Regions from separate parts of the Homo sapiens genome. Here region 2 is linked to region 1. A link is a loop called in an ENCODE intact Hi-C map of the cell type or tissue named here. Cell type or tissue: psoas muscle. All regions are shown on one strand.

Region 1 (8,000 bases):
CAGATGCCCTGACCCTGCCACAGCTCTTTGAGGGGCAAGTGACCAGTATGAGCCCAGCATCGCCTAGGCTCCCGGCCTCCCTGCTCACCCACACCCACCCGGCTTGGCGGAAGGCAGCTCCACTCTTCCAGCCTCAGTCACTCTCTCAGCACACACCCCATCCTGTCCACAAACCTAGAACCCAGAATCCAGATCTCATATCTCCATGGCCGTTGCCTGCTTGGGCACCCCACGCCCCATATGCCATTCCCACGCCCTGTATGCCATGGGGATGCGAATGGTCACACAGACAGAACTGAGTGCAGCTGAATGCCAGGCCCCAGGCCATGTCGTTTACCTTCCGTGTCAACTTTAGGAGGCACCCACAACCACCGGCCTCATTTGACTGACAAGGAAACTGAGGCACTGAGCAGGACAGTAACAGCCAAGAGACGGGGGAGCCTCCTGCCAGTATGCCAGGTGTCCCCAGCACCTGGCGTACTGGAGGGACTGAGTGACAGTGGGTTGCAGGCGACTGATGGGTGGGAGGTGGAGATCCCCAGCTGCATCATGCAAGGACGCACCTCTCTGAATAGTGCCCCGTAGAAGGTGACAGTGTAGAAACAGTCGACCGTGCGCATGTTGATGTCCAGGTCCATGAGCAGCCGCTTCTGCTCCTGTGAGTTCACGGTGGCCCGGATCCGCTGCAGGGAAGGACTGCCATTCAGAGGTTGCCGTGGCAGAGGCCAACACCCACACTCATGACAGGAGGGCCAGGAGCTCAGGGGGCCACTGCCCAGTGTGCCCCAAAAAGCCTAGCCTCGGTACTGATCACTGAGAGGGATAGGCAGGGCCCCATGGCAGAGCTCAGCCCGCCTCCTCCAGGGAGCCCTCCCAGCTGCCTCCAGGCCCTGCTCACCTTCACGGCCATGATGGTGCCGCTCTGGGCGTGCCGCACCTTCTCTACCACCCCATAGGCTCCACGGCCCAGTTCTGAGATGGTCACCAAGTCATCAGCCTCCACCTCAAAGTTCTTGAAGGATGGAAAAGAGAGTCAGTGGCCAGCAAGCTGGAAGCCAGTCCTCACCCCATGCCCAGTGGAGATACCTGGGCAGCATGAAGAGGACCAGCTGATTAGATCTGGGCTCAAACCTCATATCCACCGCTCCCTGCTGTGTGACCCTCAGCAAGTCACTTAACCTCTCTGAGCCTCACGATGCCCTCTATAAAACAGGCACAGTGCCAACACCCCAAGGCTGCTATGGAGTGTGACTGAGACAAAATGCCCCGCCAGCAGGTACAGCTCTGAGAAAGAGGTGCCCTGTCCCTCTTTTCCCGACCCCACTCAGCTGGCTAGAATGAGTCACTCATTCAGAAACTGTTTACCAAGCATCCACAATGTGTTTTAGGCACTGGGGACACAGTGACAACAAAACAAAAGTATTGCCTTCACAGATGTTTCCCTCTCTTGGGAGGGACACAAAAAGGAGTAAGCAAGTAGATGAACAGGACAGCAGATGGTGAGTGTCAGGGAGTGCGACAGCCTGGAGGGAGTATCGTCAAGGACAGGCCTAGGGAATGGGGTTTATTTTTTTTAGACAGAGTGTCACTCTCGTCACCCAGGCTGGAATGCAATGGGGTAATCTTGGCTCACTGCAACCTCCACCTCCTGGGTTCAAGCGATTCTCCTGTCTCAGCCTCCTGAATAGCTGGGATTATAGGCGCCTGCCACCACACCGGGCTAATTTTTGTATTTTAGTAGAGACAGGGTTTCACCACGTTAGCTAGGCTGGTCTTGAACTCCTGACCTCAGGTGATCTACCCGCCTCAGCCTCCCAAAGTGCTGGGCTTACAGGCGTGAGCCACCGTGCCCAGCTCTTTTTTTTTTTTTTTTTTGAAACGGGGTCTCACTCCGTCACCCAAGCTGGAGGGCAGTGGTACGATCATGGCTCACTGCAACATCCACCTCCTGGGTTCAAGCAATCCTCCTACCTCATACTCTCAAGTAGCTGGGGCCACAGGCACGCACCACCACGCTGACTAATTTTCTGTATTTTTGTACAGACAGGGTTTCGCCATGTTGCCCAGGCCTGGTCCCGAGCTCCGAGGCTCAAGTGATCCTCCTGCCACGGCCTCCCAAAGTGTGGGGATTACAGGTGTGAGCCACTGCACCTGGCCTGGGAGTAGGGTTTCTGTTGGGAGGAACGGGGCATAGCACGGTCCCTGAGCCAGGATTCTGAATGGCTAGTGCCCTTCCGAGGCTTCTGGAAGCATAAAATGCAGGTTGCCCAGGTGCTGGCCTGAGGGAGTGATCCAGCGGGTCCAGGGCGGCCTAGGAGCCTGCATGTTCAATACTCTCCCCTAGGGCTAGGATGAGGTGCAGGGCCTTGCTCTCAGCTCAGAAACCTTCCTACCAGCTCTGGGCTCGCCAAGCTCCAGTCAGGCAGCCGATGGTCCTCATTCCCACCAGGAGGGTCAAAGAGTGGGTGGCCCAGGGCCACACAGCCAGCAGCGCAGGACGAGGCTCTTCTCCAGAGCCTGACCCTCTCTGACCCCTCAGTCACCTCCCCCCAAAGTGGCCCTGCAGGGTCAGCTCTACCCGCTCGTCAGGTGAAGTGAGAGGCCCTGCAGGGGTGGCGGCTGGCACCTACTCTGTCTCCAATGGTGATGAAGGTCCGGGAGTCCAGGTTCCGGGGGGGTCTGTGGAGAAAGAAGACTCCGTGAGCTTCAGAGAGAACCACACCCTTCCCCAAGTGCAGCAGTAGATGGGCCAGTGTGGGGCCTGGCGTGGGGACGAGGTGCCTCCTGCCCCGGAGGCGCCTTCTCCGGCCACCTCCTCTCACTGGCTGCTGAGCATCTACACTGAGCTGGGCACGGCCTCATCGAGCCTCCAAGACAGGGTGAGAAGTGAGCAGAGCAGAGCAAATGGTGCTGCATGAACCCCCAGCAGCCGTCACCTGGCTGTATGCACAGCAGGGGCTGCCCAGGACAGGACGAGGTAAAGCAGGGCTGGCCCCACCTGCCTCTCACTCCTTCCATTGAGCCCTGTTCGGGAAGCCTCTCCAGGGTGAGCCAGGGAGAAACTGAGGCAGACTCACGTGGGGTTGGGTGCGGGTGGCTTGGACATGCAGGATATCCGTAGATCCTTCTTCCTCTTGGATTTTCCTAGAATGGAGAGAAGGTGAGGCGTCTGGCCTATCCCTTGACATCAATGTCCCCTGCACTCCCATGAGCCATCAGGCCCTGGCCCACAAGGGTGCCAGCCTCTGCCATCACCCATGCCGGGAGCCCCCTCTCTCCAAGCCAGGCCGTTAGGCCTTCAAAGGGGGAAGGAGGCCCACCAGCCCTGCAGGGGAGCAGAGCAGGACAGACCCAGGCCTGGAGGCTGGACTCCAGGGCCTTATCTCAGCCCTGCCCACTGGGCACATCTTGAGTACCTCCCTGGGCCTCAGTTTCCCCATCTGTGAGGTGTCCTCACTGCCCTGCCTGACTAGTCAATGGGATGTGGGGTGAGAAGGGGCCCAGCGGGGGTCCAGCCAGCACCTGCAGCAGCCACTGTACAGGGGCTTCATTAGCTGCAGGTAGCAGGATGGGGCTCATACTGCATCCAAGATGAGGAAGGCCAGGCCCCCAGAAAGGGCAACAGGCGGTGGAGCAGGCGGGGACTCCAGCCCGGGCTGCCCTCCAGGCTAGCTCTGCTGGGCCCTGCTCACCCTGGAGGCCGACACCCGATGCCCGTTTCTCTCCCTCCCCTGAAAAGCGCTGGCTCTCTCCCCTCCCCTGCACCAGGCAGGCCAGAGTCCCGGGGCAGTACCTTCCTCACTCCACCCCTAGGGACAGGCGAGAGGCCCCAGTGTCCACACCTCTCAGGCTGGCTACAAGAGCCTGGCCAGGTGCACAGCACTCAGCTGGTACTAACGGAGGGTCAGCATTTCTGGGGCTCCAGGCACAGTGGGGCTGGCATGCAGAGAGAGCTCCCTGTAGTCAGGGCCGCCCTTTGAATAAGGCATAGCCGCCATTCCACAGGCAGGAGAAGCAAGGATCAGAGATGCCAGGGTCACCTGGTGCTCTGGCACCATCAGGCAGCAGGGCTGGGAGTGACACGGCTCCCGGAGACCACCCAGTACAGACATGCTGGCCACATGCCTGCCCTTGTGGGAGCTTCTGCCTCATCATTTCCCAAGCATGATCCTGCCACATCTTGGCCCTCACCCACCACCCGCCACTCCCTGCTGCTGGCTCACCCTGGCTGCTGGTACTGGGGCTTAGAAACTGCCCATGGCCCTGCTGCCGCCTGCCAAGAAGACCCCAGTCTCTGAAGCCGCCTCCAAGCCAGGTTCAGATCCAGCCTTGGCCACGGTGCAACACAGACTTGTGGCCCCATCTCAGAGCCACGCACCGGGGCCCAGCAGCCAACCCAGCCCAGATGGAGGGCGAAGGGTGGTTACCGCTACTGGGAAGACAAGGCCAGAACAACAGGAAACAGAATAGCCTTGGCAGGGACAGGGGTCCCAGGGTCCATCCTGGGGCAGGTGGGCAGAGTGCAGGAGCCAGGCAAGCAGATACCTGCAGCCTTTCCACCAAAGCCACCCCGGGGACCCCGCTGCCAGGCCCCAGAGGCTTCAGGAAACAACAGCGTCCACAGACAGAAGCAGCAGCAGCAGCAGCAGCAGCAGCTGCCGCCACATGCACTGGGTGCCTGCCTGCTAACTGCTCACCCCATGAATCAATCGCCTAGTCACTACTCCTGTGCGCAGCGTTTTTATCTCATTTTAAGATGCAGCAACACCCTGGCTGTCAGGGACCGCATGGGTCTCACTGCGAGTCTGTCACAGCCACAGCACCGGCCACAGGCAGGGCCCTTCTCATCTGTGACTCCAGATACTCCCACAGCCCTACAGGGAGGGGCTCCCAACCTCACTTTACTTGGGGAACAGGCTCAGAGAGGTGAAGCCACTTGCCCCAGGCTGCACAGCAAGTCAGGGGTCTGGCCAGGAGTCACTCCTGAGTTTATTGACTCGCAGACCCCAACAGGCCAGGCCATGGCTCACAGCACCCCTGCCACAGGGAGCCCTCCCTGAGGCGGAAGGAGGGGCCCAAGTCTCGTGCTCAACAAGAAACGGCAACAGAGTCTGGAGATGCAGAGGCTCAGCACATTCTAACAGGAAAAACCATGGCACACAGGGCCAGCAGCTTCTGAGGCCACTTCTATCCTGCCTCTGGGCCAAAGTCTCTGAACTTCTGAGGCTCTGGGCTTGGAGTGGCGCAGCCGTGGTAAACTCCAGCTCTGCGACCCTGGCATGGTGCCCTCCTCTGCACCTTGGGTTCCTCATGTACAAAACAGCTCGAGGCAGAAATGCCACCCACCTGCCCCGCACAGTGCTGCAGGACGAAGCAAGATCACGTCTGCAAGGTGCTCAGCACAGGGTTCACTGCGCAGATGGGGACCTGTTGTGGCCCATAAATGGTCACCATGGATATGACCAGCCTCTCTGCAGAGGTGAAAAAAAAAACTGCCCTAAGTAATGAGAATTATAGGTAGCTTTTATTCCTGATGTCAGGCTTTTCGTAACCAGAATATAAAATATTTTCTGTTAAAAATTAAAGCTCTGCACAGAGACCCTGGGCCTTGACCTTGCCCCCAGCCCCTTGAGTCCCACCCTTTCCCTGTGGGGTCCACGCCACACCCTCCCTGCACTCTCTCTGCTCTTGGTCCCTCTGGCCCCAGCCTGCCACCCACCTCATGCCTTGGGATTTGGGAATGTTGTATCATGTGGCCCCCCCTTCACCAAGCCTCAGTTTCCCCACCTGTCAAGGGCACTTGCACATATGGGCTGGATGGGTGGGGACCACGCTCCTCGCAGGCCTGGGTGGTATATGGACTGGCCTCTGCATCCACCGGCCTGTTGGGGACACCAAGCCTGCATCAGGAGGGCCACAGGCTCCATGGGGAAGCCACCCAGCTGTCAGAGGGAGTGGGTGAGGCCGTCATGGAGACAGCCTAGAAACAGGCCTCAGGCTGCTGCAGACGTCAGAGCTGGGCCCAGATGGCCAGGCAGCCCAGGGCTGCCCAGGTGCAGCCGTTGTGGCAACCATCACCACAACAAACAGAGGCTCTCGGCGGCCACTGGCAACCCACGATAAGCCCGCCTGTCCCGGCTCTCAGCACGGGGTGTCCTGGGGTGTCCTCCACATACTCCAGCCTCATAGCAGCCCCCAGGCAGGGGCAAGGAAACTGAAACTGACCAGAATTCAGCCACTGACCTGAGGCTACACCACAGGTAAAGAGAGGCACCCCCAGACTAGAACACAACTCTCACTGGCCGTGGCAGCTCTGCCCTATCTCCTCCCACTCACCCCCAACTAGAGCCCCCGACCCTTGAGTGAGCCCTTCTCTGAATGAGACACCTGCTTTCCCACCGCAGGGCCTTCACACATGCCCTTCCCTCTGCCTGAAATGCTCTTCCCTGTGACTGTCCTAGCTACTACGTCGTCTTGCCTTTCACCAGTTCAGAGAGGCTGCCTGACTGCGCAGGCCCCAGTGACCGGCTCTCCCTGTGGCCTGATGGCTTCTCTGCTGTGGAGTCCCACAGGTGGCCGTTCTGCAGTTACCATCTCAGAGAGCCAGTCAGCAGGTCACCTGTGAGCACTCACTCTGGAGCCAAGGCCTGGGCTCAACTGCAACTCTGCCCCTTCCTAGCTGTGTGCCCTCAGGCAAGTGGCTTCACCTCTCTGGACATATGTAAAGTGGAGATTACAGACAAACCTCCCCGGGTTATCAGCGTCATGCCATAGCAGTGCCTGGCGCGTGGAGATTAGATGGGGCCATCTGGAAGTGCACAGCTCCCAAGAGAACACCACCCTCAGCCCCAGACCACCCCTGTCCACCCTCTCAGTGACTCCACAAGGGAGTAGGGGAGGTTCACTTATCTGTTGTATCAAGCATGCGGGAGAAGAGGTGACTTAGAGAGGCCACACGGTGGGCGTCTGGTGAGGAGTGGCCATAAAGGCAGGTCTGTCTGGCTCCAACGTCCAAACAGCAACAGCCTGAGGGCAGGGCCCCCACTTCGGCTGCTCCCTCTACCCTGGGCCTGGGGAGACCAAGCTGTGTGACCCTCTAAGGGTCACCCACAGGGGCAAGATGACAACCCCTCCTTGCAGCCCCTGCTCCGCCTCCACTCATAAAGTCAGCCCCACACCATGCCACATGCAGGAGCATCACCAGGTTTCTGACAACAGAAGTAATCCCTGCTCCTAGTTCACTGCCCTCACCTGACTTCCGGATGTTCCAGGAGGTCCCTGTTCTACTGCAGAAGTTCTGGGCCTGCCAGGGAAGGAGCCACAAGGGCTGGGAGATGTGAGCAGCAAGAGGCGCCGCCCTGCCCCAGGCCACCTCTATTCCCCAGGGTCCCTCAGAGGGACAGCAACAAGGCCAATGCGCTCCATGGCACGGGGGAAACTGAGGCCCCGAGAAGTGGGCACAGGCTTTTGCGTGGGCAGATGTACCTCGACGGTGTGGATGGATGTGTTTGGCTGCGACCTGCCAGACACTGGCCCCTCTCCCCAGGACAGGTGCCATCAGAGGTCCTGAGGTACTGCAGACGCCACTGCCAAGCACCTGTGGGCAGCAGGGGGTGGCCATGCACCTTCAGGCAGGGCCCCTTGCCCTGAGGTTCTGGGGCCCCTGTCCTGGGCTCTGGAGAGGATGCAGGACAAGGGGAAGGTTCTCCCATCTAACCAAGTGCCTGCTCCATGCCAGGCCCAGGCTGTGCCATCTGGCCTCATACACGGCCACTGCAGGCCCTACCTTCTCTATCCTCACCTTGTAGGTGTGCAGCAGGCTAGGGTGAGGAGGAGTGACCAAGGCTCTGCCCTCCACAGCCCTGCCCTGCCTCTGCCCGGCTGTGCAAGGCCACCTGGCCAGGGCCTGGCCTCCAGGGCCTCACACCCTCCCCACCTCTCTACCCTACAGGGACTTCCTCACCTGCAGAGAACGGGGGATCCCCAGACTATCCACCTGG
Region 2 (8,000 bases), 910 kb before region 1:
CAAGGCGGGCAGATCGCCTGAAGTCAGGAGTTCAAGACTAGCCTGGCCAACATGGTGAAACTCCGTCTCTACTAAAAATACAAAAATTAGCTGGGTGTGGTGACCACTCTTGTAATCCCAGCTACTCAGGAGGCTGAGGCCCAAGAATCGCTTGAACCTGGGAGGCAGAGGTTGCAGTGAGCCAAGATTGTGCCACTGCAGTCTGGCTTAGGCTACAGAGCAAGACTCTGTCTCAAAATTGCTCAGATTCATTTGTGTGCAGAGTGAATTTGCTGAGATCCATGAATTACTTAGAGGGGGATCTCTATGGAAAATAAAATATTCCAAAAGAGAACTAAAGAGCAACAGCTGAATCTTCTTCTGAAGGATTCACCAGACTACAGACCTATGAGCCTATATTGTCAGACAGTGACACTTTGGGAGAAATGACAGCACAATATTTTAAGCCCTATTGCCCCAGATAATAGTTTTTAGGTATTCAGTGAAACGTTTTAATTTTCCAGGTTTGAAGAGCTAGGTTTTTAGTGACAAGATCTTGCTGTGCTAGGCTGGCCTGGAACTCCTGGACTCAAGCAATCCTTCCACCTCAGCTTCCCAAGTAGCTAGGACTACAGGTATATGCCACCATGCCCATTTTAATTTTTTTTTTTTTGTAAAGAGCCCATTGCCCAGTCTGGCCTCAAGCTCTAGCCTCAAGTGATCCACCCACCTCCACCTCCCAAAGTGCTGGGATTATAGGCATAAGCCACCACGCCTGGCCACGTTTACTGGTTTATTATAAAGATATTACAAAGGACTCAGATGAAGAGATGCATAGGACAAGGTATGGGGGAAGGGGTGCAAAGCTTTAATGCCTTACTTGGGTGTGCCATCCTCCAGGAACCTCCATGTGTTCAGATATCCAAACTCAGTCCTCTTGGTTTTCTAAGGAGGCTTCACGATGACAGCATTCCTTTCCCCAGGGTACAGGACAGAACCCTCTCTGAAATGGGGGTCTCAGGACTCAGAAAGGTAGGGGAAGATTATGAGTCCTGTCTTAGGGAAGGTAAAAGGGCAGAAGTTAAGTGAGTTTCCTGTGGCCTAACACACCCAACATGACTATAACAAGGGCTATAGAAGTTATGAACCAGGAACTGTGGGCAAAGATCCGTAAAACCAGAGTGACTAAGGCAGATTACCTAAAATTATGTGTGAAACCATTCTCAGGTACACTATGAATATCAAAGGCTTATTTCTAGATATGCTATTCCCGCATTTGTGTAATATACCCATGGGTACTTCTTGCATGCTAAACCACCAACTAGAGATTAACTGGCCAGTGATTTAAAGTCCTTACCCTAAGTATGCACTTACCACGCCAGTTTTAGTACCAGAAAACATTATTTCCCTACTATAAACCTGAAAAAAAAAATTAAACAGGGCTCCCCACACTACTCCCAATTTTGTGCCAAGATGAGAATCACATTTACTGAAGTTGTATTACAGAAGATAGTGAAGCAGGAAGATTTGAGAACTTCCTTAGTACACCCTTACTCCCTCAAATATTTTCTATTAGCACTGCGCATGTATTACTGCCTAATGTCCATTGGGATAGAAGCCTAAAAACTGCTTATGTTGCCAGACTTAGACAAGGATAAGCATTTTTACCAAATACAGATAAAATCTCATTTGTTGCTGCAGTCTTTCACAATAAAGTTAAGCTGTTAGACATTAAGAAACAACAGCGTGGCCCGGAGTGGTGGCTCATGCCTGTAATCCCAGCACTTTGGGAGGCCAAGGTGGGTGGATCACTTGAGGCCAGGACTTTTGAGACCAGCTTGGTCAATATGGTAAAACCCCATCTCTACTGAAAATACAAAAATTAGCTGGTGGGCCCCTGTAGTCCCAGCTACGTGGGGGGCTGAGGCAGGAGACTTGCTTCAACCTGGGAGGCGGAGTTTGCAGTGAGCTGAGATCGCACCACTGCATTCCAGCCTGGGGCAAAAGAGTGAGACTCTGTCTCAAAAAAAACAAAAACAAAAACAAAAACCAACTGTGTGAGGAACCACTTTAATTTGCCACCTAACTCATCAAGACCAGGAAGATTGTCTTAGATCAGGATACAGTTTTAAACATTAAGTACCTGCAAGCCATCTTTCTCCTCAGCCAGTAGTCTTCCATACTCAGTAATTAGCTGCTTCTTGGCTCATCATTTAAAACATATACAGCAAACAGACAAGATTACGGTCCCATACTACCACCCAGGTTAAACACTTCGGTGTTACTACACTACAGAGCAATAAACACACAGCTCATAGTCACCCAATAATTGCAGAATTGAAAGCAGTTACGTTACCACTATTCAGGCAGCCTCAATCAAAACTATTTCTCCAGCAATCTTTGATTAGGCCTAGGCAGGCATATTTGTAAAGAAAATCCCTGCAGTCACTTGAGCCCAAGAATGATACGGTGAGCTGTCATTGTGCCACTGTATACCAGTCTGGACTACAGAGCAAGACCATCTTTAAAAAAGCCTGCATATCCAACTTTTTGAGATGGAGTCTTGCTCTGTCACCAGGCTGGGGTGCAGTGGCACCATCTCAGCTCATTGCAACCTCTGCCTCCCAGGTTCAACTGATTCTCCTGCCTCAGCCTCCTGAGTAGCTGGGACTACAGGCAGGCGACATCACATCCAGCTAATTTTTTTTAGTAGAGAGAGGATTTCACTATGTTGGCCAGGAGGGTCTTGATCTCTTGACCTCGTGATCCGCCCACCTCGGACTCCCAACAGACTTTAAATTCGAGCTTCAGAAAGTTTGCCATTAGTCCAGGATCCTAACTTGTAATGACTTACAGCAAAGAAGGCTCTTACCCCTCAGCCCACCCAAGTGTATACCAGAGTCAAGTGACTTAACTTTGGGCACATTACCAATCTCAAAATTAAATCCCTCCCTAGACATTTTCACCAGTTTTAAGTGTACCCACACATCACTAGAGAATATCATGACAAAACACCAAGTATGCTACCATTCAACGAAACCTTTATTAACATTTTGAACAGGTTCAGCTATTACTGAAACTTGTAATTTCTAAACCTAAGTTGGGGCAAATGGCTATAGTGCAGAGTAATGCCATCAGTGGGCACTGCTAATGCAAGACTGAAGAATTAACAGCCACCCCTCAGGCGCAGGACCAGGTGCAGGGTCGACTCTTTCTGGATGCTGTAGTCAGAAAGAGTGCGGCCATCTTCCAACTTCTTGCCTGCAAAGATGAGCCTCTGCTGATCGGGGGGGATGCCTTCTTCATCCTGGATCTTGGCTTTCACATTTTCGATGGTGTCACTGGGCTCCACCTCCAGGGTGATGGTCTTTCCAGTCAGGGTCTTCACGAAGATCTTCATACCACCTCTCAGACGCAGGACCAGGTGCAGGGTCGACTCCTTCTGGATGTTGTAGTCAGAAAGAGTACCGCCATCTTCCAGCTGCTTGCCTGCAAAGATGAGCCTCTGCTGATCGGGGGGATGCCTTCTTTATCTTGGATCTTGGCCTTCACATTTTCGATGGTGTCACTGGGCTCCACTTCCAGGGTGATGGTCTTGCCGGTCAGGGTCTTCACGAAGATCTGCATACCACCTCTCAGACGCAGGACCAGATGCAGGGTCGACTCTTTCTGGATGTTGTAGTCAGAAAGACTGCGGCCATCTTCCAGCTGCTTGCCTGCAAAGATGAGCCTCTGCTGGTCGGGGGGGATGCCTTCTTTATCTTGGATCTTGGCCTTCACATTTTCGATGGTGTCACTGGGCTCCACTTCCAGGGTGATGGTCTTGCCGGTCAGGGTCTTCACGAAGATCTGCATACCACCTCTCCGACGCAGGACCAGATGCAGGGTCGACTCTTTCTGGATGTTGTAGTCAGAAAGACTGCGGCCATCTTCCCGCTGCTTGCCTGCAAAGATGAGCCTCTGCTGGTCACAGGGATTGCCTTCTTTATCTTGGATTTTGGCTTTGACATTTTCGATAGTGGCACTGGGCTCCACTTCAAGGGTGATGATCTTGCCGGTAAGGGTTTTCACGAAGATCCGCATTTTGACCTAGATTAAAAGTAAAACATAAGCGTGTCATCTCAGGATCATTGTATTTCTTGCTTTTACATCTAATATGCTTCAAAGTTAGCAACTACTCCTTCAAAATGCCTTAAACATGGTAACATTCCGCAAACCTCCCCTGATTTTTATGAGGCTAAGTCACTTAATACAAAATTCGTCACTCAAGGTTTCAATGTCAACAGTGGAGAATCCAGAGCGCTCTCTAACCAAGCGTCCACAACTTTCTCCACTACCTGTTCTGGATATTCAAACTCCCCTGACCGAACTCCAACCTGCCTCAAACCTAAGCACGGTGTTAGGTAAACTGAAAACAAAACCGAACCCACAAGACTCGCGAAGTAAAAATCCCATTGAAACACAAGAAGGGACACCATTCTCATACTGGGATTCCAAATTTAGGGTTTCCAGAAGCCACACAAACTACCTCTTTTCCGCCTTCCTCCCAAGTAAACGCGACGGAATCGCTGTTGGTTAATGTCTGTTAGTTTCTGTCGGCGCGTGCGCGTGCCAACTGCCCTCGCCCCCCTTAGGTCAACAAGGCCCACTCTCCCAGAAAGGCCGGGTGTCGCGTCACCTCGCCCTCCCCTCCCCTCAGCGGCCCACCCAACCCCAAGAAGCCTCCAGCTTGACCTCACCCATTCCCCCCTCTCACGCCCCCGCAGGTCTTTACGGCTGTGGGCCAGTACCTGTTAGCGGATACGAGGATGCTGCGAATCACGTCCAGCCACAGGAACACCACAACAACCTCACCCAACAAAGCCAGTCGTGCCTGAATGCTCTGGTTTGGCAGAGCGCAAATTTGTGCAAGGTGTGTTGCGTTATCACTTCTTACATAGACACCGTCTCCGTGCGCCACTGAAAGTAGTTCGCCGCGCCCAACATCCCCAGACGCAGTTCAGGCTTTTCAACTGAGCCCCAAATTCCCATAGCGTAAGAAAGGATCCTAACAAATTATGTCCCTTCTCCTCTATGCACTTCTCTTCTTTAGGAAAATATAAGAAAATTATTGGGCGGATGAATTCGAGTTAAAGAAACCTTCCTCGAAAGCTCTGGAAACTTTCTTGCAGCACCAGCACTGATTGGTTAGGCCTGCGAAGGCGAGGTCGGCGCTGATTGGTGGGGGATGCGGTGGCTCTGTTGTTCCTGGGCTCCGCCTTGGGTGGTTTAGCCCAGACTTTGCTAAGTAACTGAGTGTGCGTATGCGGCACAGGCGCGCCTTCCTGAAAGAGGGTATTTCCGGCTAGAAAAAGAGGGGTTTTTTTTCCTTTAAAAAAAATTTTTTTTTTCCTGAGACGGAATTTCGCTCGTTTCCCAGGCTGGAGTGCAATGGCACGATCTCGGCTCACCACAACCTCGCCTCTGGGGTTCAAGCGATTCTCCTGCCTCAGCCTCCCAAGTAGATGGATGGCATTACTGGCATGCGCCACCACGTCTGGCTAATTTTTTGTGTTTTTAGTAGAGACCAGGTTTCACCATTTTGGTCAGGCTGGTCTCGAACTCCTGACCTCAGGTAATCCACCCGCCTCGGCCTCCCAAAGTGCTCCGTCGTGCCTCAGAAGCGGGATGGAGTGGCACCCGATGTTGCAACAGCTGGTGGTGATTCTGAAGCACAATTCCCTCTCCCATGTTTTAAAAAACACGCACCCCTTGTCGGGCACAGGGGCTCAAGCCTGTAATCCCAGCACTTTGGGAGGCCGAGGCGGGTGAATCACGAGGTCAGGGGTTCAAGACCAGCATGGCCAAGATGGTGAAACCCCGTCTCTACTAAAAATACAATAAAGTTAGCTGGGTGTGGTGGCAGGCACCTGTAGTCCTGGGGAGGCTGAGGCAGGAGAATGGCGTGAACCCAGGAGGCGGAGCTTGCAGTGAGCTGAGATTGCGCCACTGCACTCTAGCCTGGGCAACAAGAGCAAAACTCCGTCTCAATAAATCATTCAATCAATCAATAAATAAAGGAAGCAAGATTTAAGGAGACAGGAGAAGTAACTGTGAACAGAGGTACGCACACATGCGAAAGCCAGGCTGAAGCTGCATGTGGTGGTGCACACCTGTAGTTGCAGCTACTTAGGAAGCTGAGGACCACATGAGCCCAGGAGTTTTGAGACTGCAGTGAGCTATGGTGGTGTCATGCATTCCACCCTGGGAGACACAGCGAGACCCCCATGTCAAAAAAAAAAAAAAAATTGGCTGAATTGGAGGCTTTTAATGGGAAGAAGTAATGAAGAGATCAGAAAGGTATGTTGAGGATAGAATGGACGGTCTTGGATATTAGGCTCAGGAATTTGGCCTTTATTTTGTAGGCATTGGGAAGCTGTGACCACCTCTGAACAGGATGAATAAAGCCCGGCCTGATATAGTCTTTTGATTGGTTGCCATCTCCCTCTCTTCTTAACTTCACATTGCTCCATATTACTATCATATTAACTTTCTTCAAACATTCCTGCCATTACCAAATACTGAGTACAAATAATGGCAAATGCTTAATAAATATTTGCCCTTTGCTTTAGGAAAATTAATCATGAAATGATTTGTGAGGTAGACTAGACAAGGAAAAAGAACAGGGAGAAGAAATAAAGATCTCAGAACAAAGGTCTCTGAGAAAAAAAAAAAAAAAAAAACATTGGGAAAAAAAGGCCGAGTGTGGTGGCTTACACCTGTAATCCCAGCACTCTGGGAGGCCAGGACGGGTGGATCACCTGAGGTCAGGAGTTCAAGACCAGCCTGGCCAATATGGTGAAACCCCGTCTCTACTAAAAACACAAAAATTAGCTGGGCGTGGTGTCGGGCACCTGTAATCCCAGCTACTTGGGAGGCTGAGGCAGGAGAATGGCTTGAGCCCAGGAGGCAGAGGTTGCAGTAAGCTGAGATGACACCATTGCACTCCAGCCTGGAAGACAGAGTGGGACTCTGTCTCAAAAATGAAAAACAAACAAACAAAAGAAATATAGATGGCCAGGCCAGGCAAGGGGGCTCACACCTGTAATACAGCACTATGGGAGGCTGAGGCAGGAGGATTGCTTGAGTCCAGGAGTTCAAGACCAGCCTGGGCAATATGTTGAGACCCCCCCCCCCATCTCTAGAGGAAATAATAAAATACAACAAAAATGGCAGTTTCTCAGTTTGCTGTGCTGGGGTTCTCTGTGGCCATTGCTTCTTCAGAATCACTGATGGCCAGGTTCACTCCTCAAGACTGGAAGGAGCGCCCACAAGGATGGGATTTTCAAGGCCAGAACTCCAGGTATTTTTAATTTTTTTTTAAATTTTAAAATTGTACAGGGGCCAAGCACAGTGGCTCACACCTGTAATTCCAGTACTTTGGGAGAACATGGCAAAACCCTGTCTCTACTAAAAATACAAAAAATCAGGCCACGCGCGGTAGCTCACACCTGTAATCCCGGCACTTTGGGAGGCCAAGGCAGGTGGATCACCTGAGGTCAGGAGTCTGAGACCAGCCTGGCCAACATGGCGAAACCCCGTCTCTACTAAAAATACAAACATTAGCCAGGCATGGTGGCATACACTTTTCATCCCAGCTACTAAGGAGGCTGAGGCAAGAGAATTGCTTGAACCTGGGAAGTGGTGGTTGCAGTAAGTCAAGATTGTGTGCCATTGCAATCCAGCCTGGGTGACAGCAAGACTCCTTCTCAAAAAATAAATAAATTAAATAAATAAATAAATAAATAAATAAATAAATAAATAAATAAATTAGCTGGGTGTGTTGTTGCTCACCTGTAGTCCCAGTTACTCAGGAGGCTGAGGTGGCAGGATCACCTGAGCCAGGGAAGTTGAGGCTGCAGTGAGCTGTGATTGCACCATTGCACTACAGCCTGGGCGACAGAGCGAGACTCCATCTTAAAAAAAAAATTTTTTTAGAGATATGTGATCACAGCTCACTGTAATCTTGAACTCCTTACTTC

What was found. A loop is a pair of places that touch in the nucleus more often than their neighbours do. Peaks named below come from ENCODE experiments on the same cell type or tissue, not always from the same donor. Only the 100,000 strongest peaks of a DNase experiment are listed, where the experiment ranks them.
Region 2: a loop joins it to region 1, with 15 times the contacts of the local background. A loop is called at or near these places in 2 of 110 quality-filtered maps.

What each region holds. Positions count from the first base shown.
Region 1 is chr17:21,293,557-21,301,556 of GRCh38, reverse strand. MAP2K3 (mitogen-activated protein kinase kinase 3) reads right to left here. Exons shown (of 12, transcript NM_145109.3): 2 at 3,078-3,144; 3 at 2,631-2,679; 4 at 899-1,012; 5 at 564-683. Among named protein-coding and RNA genes, the nearest start is that of MAP2K3, 13 kb to the right of the region's middle. RefSeq lists enhancers at 3,123-3,622, 3,623-4,124, 4,285-4,824. In psoas muscle, a CTCF peak has its summit at 3,813; DNase peaks (open chromatin) are centred at 3,756, 4,142 and 6,068; H3K27ac peaks cover 3,897 bases.
Region 2 is chr17:22,200,155-22,208,154 of GRCh38, reverse strand. It overlaps the pseudogene UBBP4. Among named protein-coding and RNA genes, the nearest start is that of LINC02002, 62 kb to the left of the region's middle. In psoas muscle, no CTCF peak of the experiment used is centred here; no DNase peak of the experiment used is centred here.